2 separate regions of the Homo sapiens genome follow, and region 1 is linked to region 2. Evidence: read pairs that join two places in POLR2A ChIA-PET (ENCODE). Cell type or tissue: A673. All regions are shown on one strand. Each heading gives the region's core, and the rest is flanking DNA. Links, peaks and the distances in the headings are about the cores only.

Region 1 (2,918 bases), core at 112-2,611, 69 kb after region 2:
AAATCTCTCCCACTATAGTCAAAGAAGATGTTAATCTGCTCAGAAAGAGCTCTTTCTACAATTCTTGTAGAATGGTCAAAGAAACTTAAAAATTCCTCAGAGTGCAAGATTTGTTGCTTTTCTTCTTCAGTCAGCTCATGAGGGGGAGCTGGAAAATAAATAATTTTTTGAAGTATGATTTATGTCAGGCAAATCACGTCAACTCACTATCACAGTATGGATCAATGTATGTTATTATTTTTCAATCAGATTCACTTATTTGATTTACAGCATTTCATCCTACTTTAATACATAATAAAAGGAATCTTAACAGAAATCAACAAAATGTTTTAAAGTTTAATTCCTTAAGATACCTTTACTATCATTTTCCTCATCTTTCTTTAAAGTTTTCTCTTCTTCAGGTTCAATAGGTGGTTTAGGAGCCACTACATCATCATCTTCCTCTTCATCTGAAAAAAAAAAAAAAAACAAACAAAAAAACAAAAAAACAGAATGATATAATAAATTATTTTAATGAAAATAGCTGGTAACTTTTGAGACAGTATTTCAGAAGGTATCACAACTCCCAAGATATAAGCAAAAGTAAACCACTGACCGGACAGAACAAGTACAAATAATAGGGATTTTTATCAACATAATCAAATAGTTAAGTGGAACCTCTTGGTTTTTATACATACCTATGTGGTACCTCAGCAACAGCCACCCTAAATTCTGTAGCTACATAAACTGAAATAAGATATATAAGCAACTAGGATGAATTCCTCATTAAGTCTCTAAAAGCTTGCAAGCATTTATCATTCTAGACAGAACAACATGCAACTCCTGCATAGTTTTATATAGCATGCTGACACATTAATGCTGTAGAATGAGGAAAATCAAATGTCTAAAATAGCCTACAGAGCTGGCTGCTTACTTGTGATCTGAAACCATCAGTGTCTAATGGGCCTTCATAAGGCATAAAGATGGCTTACATTAACTCTCAGGTTGCTATTTGAGAGGCAGATTTTGAAGATAATAGCTATAAGACCACATTTTCTATTCTGTCATTTTAAATGCAAGTCTCATTATCTATTGTTACATGATGTGGCAATAAGCACTTAAAATAATGTTTTCTTAATTTGAATAAAAGTATACATTGGGATAATATACAATGTTTACAAGACTTCTAAAAAATTACTAAATCTCTTACATCCCAAACCAGGAAGTAATTTAAAATCATTTATTTTAAAATGTTATAGAACACATAACCCTGCCCACCTTTTCTTTTGCTACACACTGAGATGGGTTTTTATGAAGAAAATGTTTATTTTTATTGCCTAAACACATGCGTTATTTGTCTATAAGGGAAAGGCAGCAGGCATCTGCACCAGAGTGCAGTTCAAGTAATGACAACCTATTCAATAAGGGGACTTTACTTGCTGTAGTCATTTCCCTGACTCATGTTCAAAATTATCTAAAACACACATACATACGACGTACACAAAAGAATGGTCAAGAATGGGAACCAGCTGCCAAGTCATGGTCCCAGCAGCCAGGCCAGCTGACTAGACAGCAACAACCAGATGGCACTGCTGGGATTGTGTCTTTCTGCTACAAGGTGGCAATGGGATGGCATAACATTCTTCCGCTTCACTGCTTCCAATCCTGTGTCTCTCCCCAATGGCAGGCCTGTGCAATTACCAGCACTCCAGGAGGCCTAAAGACAAGCCTTTACCCAGCAAACAAAATGCAGCTTGTAGGCCACACCAGCTGCCAAACCACACACATACTGTTAGGTTTAGAGAGCTATGAAAATCTTTCTAACTCTATAGTATAGGCAATAAAAATATAACTGTACCTGTGGAAAGAAAGCTTTAAATGACACTGTATAATGCACACAATGATACAACCTCCAACTTAATCAAAATGATAATGACGTATGCCAATCCTACATTACTTGAAATTGAGCGATTTTTGTGTTCTGACAAGTTTACAGAACTAGGATAAATGGCACGAGTGATTTCAATATATGCTCATACTTTTGAACCAAATGGTGAAGGTTAAAATTTTTCCTTTCAACGGCCTCAATCAGCCACAAAGGAAAACAGTAATCACTGTCTTTTCAGCCAGCCCAACCACATTTGTCAGCCCTTTCTCCGTCAACGCAGCCAGAGCAATCAACCTGCCAAACATTCAGAATGGAAAAACAATCTGAAAATACAGGGTATAATGCACCTGCCAGTGAAAATGGCCATTTCAAGAAAAGCTAGTGATCTCAGTGACCCTGCTGAGGAGGCGGTGGTGCAAAGGGGAAAGAACACGTAAAAGAATTCTTAGTGATCGCCACTCTCTTGCACATTGACACTTCCTTACAAAGCATGCCAATTATAGCTTTTGTGCTACTTAAAAAAATGAAAGCTTTTTGGGGCAAAATAATCACATAGAGAAACAGAAAGACACTACTCCTTTTTAGATGAATTCTCATATACAACGAATTATTAATCTGAAAATAGTATAATTGGTAGCAATTCTATACTATATTACTCAAGCATTAGAATGAAATTCTTCCATAAAGTCACCTGCAGGTGTAATGTAACAAAATAGTTTAATTACATTTAACTTACAAGCTGTCTTTTAGAATAATAGGACATCTATTTCAACTAAAAATTCACTGTAAGAATATACATATATTTTCCACTTTCTGCTAATGCTACCAGTTATCCTAATCAAGTGTTTACTAGTAGGTTTCACTGTATGTAAATCCTAAAATCAAAGATAGGAATTTTGAATCACCCAGGACAGGTCATTCTTGAGCACTATGAATTATAAATTACAGCCTCCTACCCACATCTTATTCTCCTCCTTCAACTTTGTTGTATTATACGGCCTCTAAGTACCATTTCCAATGACAGGTGTCAAATTCCTGTCATAATGCATAT
Region 2 (2,918 bases), core at 138-2,637:
AGTTGGTAGAAGTTTTGTTAAACGTTTTTTTTTTTTCTCTACTAGTTAACAGATTTCAGATGCAAATATACTCTCATTATCCAAATTCAAATCTCTGTCACTCACCACAGGAATATAGAATGTGGCTTTGATCTTGAGGGTGTTGTACTCATGGTAACTAGATGTTCCATTTCTCAGCTTTGCCTTGAAGAGTTTTTCTGGTTTTGTCTTGAAATGATACTGAAATTTATCTTTCTAAATTCTTCCCTTTTGTGTGGGTGTAGCCATGTACCTGTATCAGAGTTTTGCTTAGGATAATACATTTTAGAATTGGAACTGGAGGAGACTTTTCCCCTTCTGACTTAAGGCACCAAAGTAGTTTTAATTGCTCTACAATCCAAGGAAGCAGAAGCAAGTGGGTCTGCTGCCAAGAACGCTTACCACAAAGAGGAAAAAAATAATTGTAGCTCTGAATTTTAGCTCTGGCTTGTAAAATATGACAGTCTTTTACTATCTCTTTTTCTTTCATTGAGTACCTTGCTGCCACATCTGGCTCCGCTTTTTTTTCCAAATGGGTTTATTTTGTTATTTTGAATATGGCTGGGGTGATCCTGGAAAGACTGGTCTGAGAAACAATCTTGACATTTCAGCTAGAAACAAACCCAGAGGTAGATTGATCTGAGACAGAGTTTGGGACCATCCCTCTGAACCTCTCCAGGGTTGGCCTAAGTGTCAAACTGTCATTCCCCCCTGAGGAAGGAAGTTTCACCTCCTTCTTTTCAAGATAGCAAGATGTGGAGGCTTTGCTGGATTTTCCTTTTTTACGCTGCCAGTCGGGCTCTGATGTGGAATCTGCCTGTCTCTTCTCCCTTGCCTACAGGCTGGAGGCTCTCAGGTCATTTTTACCAACCCATTGGAGATAGTGAAGATTCGTCTGCAAGTAGCTGGAGAGATCACCACGGGACCCAGAGTCAGCGCCCTGAATGTGCTCCGGGACTTGGGAATTTTTGGTCTGTATAAGGTGGGTAGGTTTAGGTTATAATGTACTCAATAAAATATGAAAGAATGTGGAAACCAGACTTCTTCCCTCCAAGTTGAAAAGCAATCTTGTCCAGCAGGGTAGTCTGTGGAGCAGAAAATCAAACAAAAAGAAAAGAATCAGGACACTTGTATGAGAGGCAGTGGGATACACATGCAGCCTCTCCTGTTGTCATCAGGCTTTTATGAAACTGCCAGCAAGGAGGCCAGCACCGCAGACCTGCTGGCCTCAGGCTCACAGCCTTTCATTTGCTGGGGGGCTTGGGAAAACTTTCCCTGGTGCTCTCTTTGGGTTGGTTTAGGGCTTCAAAATAGTCTTATGTTTATTTTCGGTCTGATTATCTCTATTGTTATCTTCCCAGTGGGAGCTTTTGTCTTAATAATTTGACCACAGTAAAACAGTAGTAGAGTTTGGTAGGATTCAGGTCTTTAAGAAGTTAAGTGGTAGGATTTGTCAATAATGAATTCCATTAAAAAAAAAAAAAACAAACCAACAACAGAGTGTACTGTACTTTAACAAAATGCCAGTCAAAAGATTCCTTCCCTGCGGGTATACTTACTCCCATCATTACAGATCAGATGTAATGGAGCAGAAGCTATTATTTTTCTTAAACAAGGAAGAATATTTCTTTCCATTCCTTTGCCTGGTATAAGGGGAATACGTAAATTTAGCCACCATAGCCAAGTGTGTTTCCACAGCATCTGATATAGATCCATCACTGCAGAAATGTGTAAATTTGTTTCGGTAACTGCAAATTAGAAATTAGAAATTCTCTAGATTGGAATCACACAGCTACAGGGTTCTCTGGAGACCAGCAAACAATGATGCCTGTCTCAAGAGAGTTTCGTACACATTTTTGCTTCCTCCTCCCCACTCCCAATTTCCATCCTTTTTGAATTCCCTTTGAGAGATGAATTTATTAATATTGCTTCTCTCTGTATTATCCTTTAGCGAGTCCTTGGATTTTTTTTTTTTCAATGTTTGAGTTTGTCTTTTTTTAAAAAAGCCAGGGCTGGGAGCACTGGCTCACACTTGTACTCTCAGCACTTTGGGAGGCCAAGGCAGGGGGATTGCTTGAGCCCAGGAGTTCAAGACCAGCCAGGGCAAAATAGCAAGACCTTGTGTCTACCTTAAAAAAAAAAAAGAAAGAAAAAATTAGCCGGCACAGTGGTGCACACCTATCATCCCAGCTACTCAGGAGGCTGAGGTGGGAGGATCACTTGAGCTCAGACGGTCAAGGCTACAGCAAGCTGTGATCCTGCCACTATGCTCCAGCCTGGGCAACATAGTGAGACCCTGTCTCAGAAAAAAAAAAAAATTAAAAAGAATAAAACAGAGTCATTAAAAAAACAAGCGCCAAGGTGGAGTGTTTGCCTAGCTAGGTAGTGGAATGGTGTGGGCTTCTGACAAAGCTGAGGGAGGTGTTCTTTGAGACCTCAGTCATTGGGACAAGCTGCCCCTGGGTAATGATTTTCTACTCCTGTGGAAACCTGCCGCTAAAATATTTTGTCTGCTATTTAGGACATGGGGAATGAGGAGAGAAGATTTGGGTTTCTTTTCCCCCTGCTCTAGAGTAGTTACTTTTCCTTCACCACTGCCTATAGCTTTTTACCTGGCACTGCGGGGACTCTCAGCTGATGTAAAAACTTAAGAGGGTAGATCTTGTGTGTTTTTACCATAGTAAGAGATTAATTAATTTTAAAAACTCTGAATCTATATAAGAAATGCCAGAAAGTTCTTAGTTTTCAGAATACTATCATTACCCAGTTATTAACTCTAGGACTGCAGGATTCACCATGCTTTCACAAGCTTTGAGATATGCAGATTTCCCTATTCCCCACTTATCTCCCGCCTCCCCCATTTCCCTTGCACATCAGTTCTAATGCTGTTTAAGGGACAC

What was found. Peaks named below come from ENCODE experiments on the same cell type or tissue, not always from the same donor. Only the 100,000 strongest peaks of a DNase experiment are listed, where the experiment ranks them.
Region 1: POLR2A ChIA-PET joins it to region 2 with 9 read pairs; 3 of 35 experiments call an interaction of 5 or more read pairs at or near these places.

What each region holds. Positions count from the first base shown.
Region 1 is chr2:171,723,149-171,726,066 of GRCh38, reverse strand. It overlaps DYNC1I2 (dynein cytoplasmic 1 intermediate chain 2), which reads right to left. Exons shown (of 18, transcript NM_001378.3): 8 at 354-449; 9 at 1-148. Among named protein-coding and RNA genes, the nearest start is that of DYNC1I2, 37 kb to the right of the region's middle. In A673, for the core only: a CTCF peak has its summit at 1,592; a DNase peak (open chromatin) is centred at 1,636; H3K27ac peaks cover 1,854 bases.
Region 2 is chr2:171,791,709-171,794,626 of GRCh38, reverse strand. SLC25A12 (solute carrier family 25 member 12) reads left to right here. Exons shown (of 18, transcript NM_003705.5): 14 at 860-1,000. Among named protein-coding and RNA genes, the nearest start is that of SLC25A12, 100 kb to the left of the region's middle. In A673, for the core only: no CTCF peak of the experiment used is centred there; no DNase peak of the experiment used is centred there; H3K27ac peaks cover 898 bases.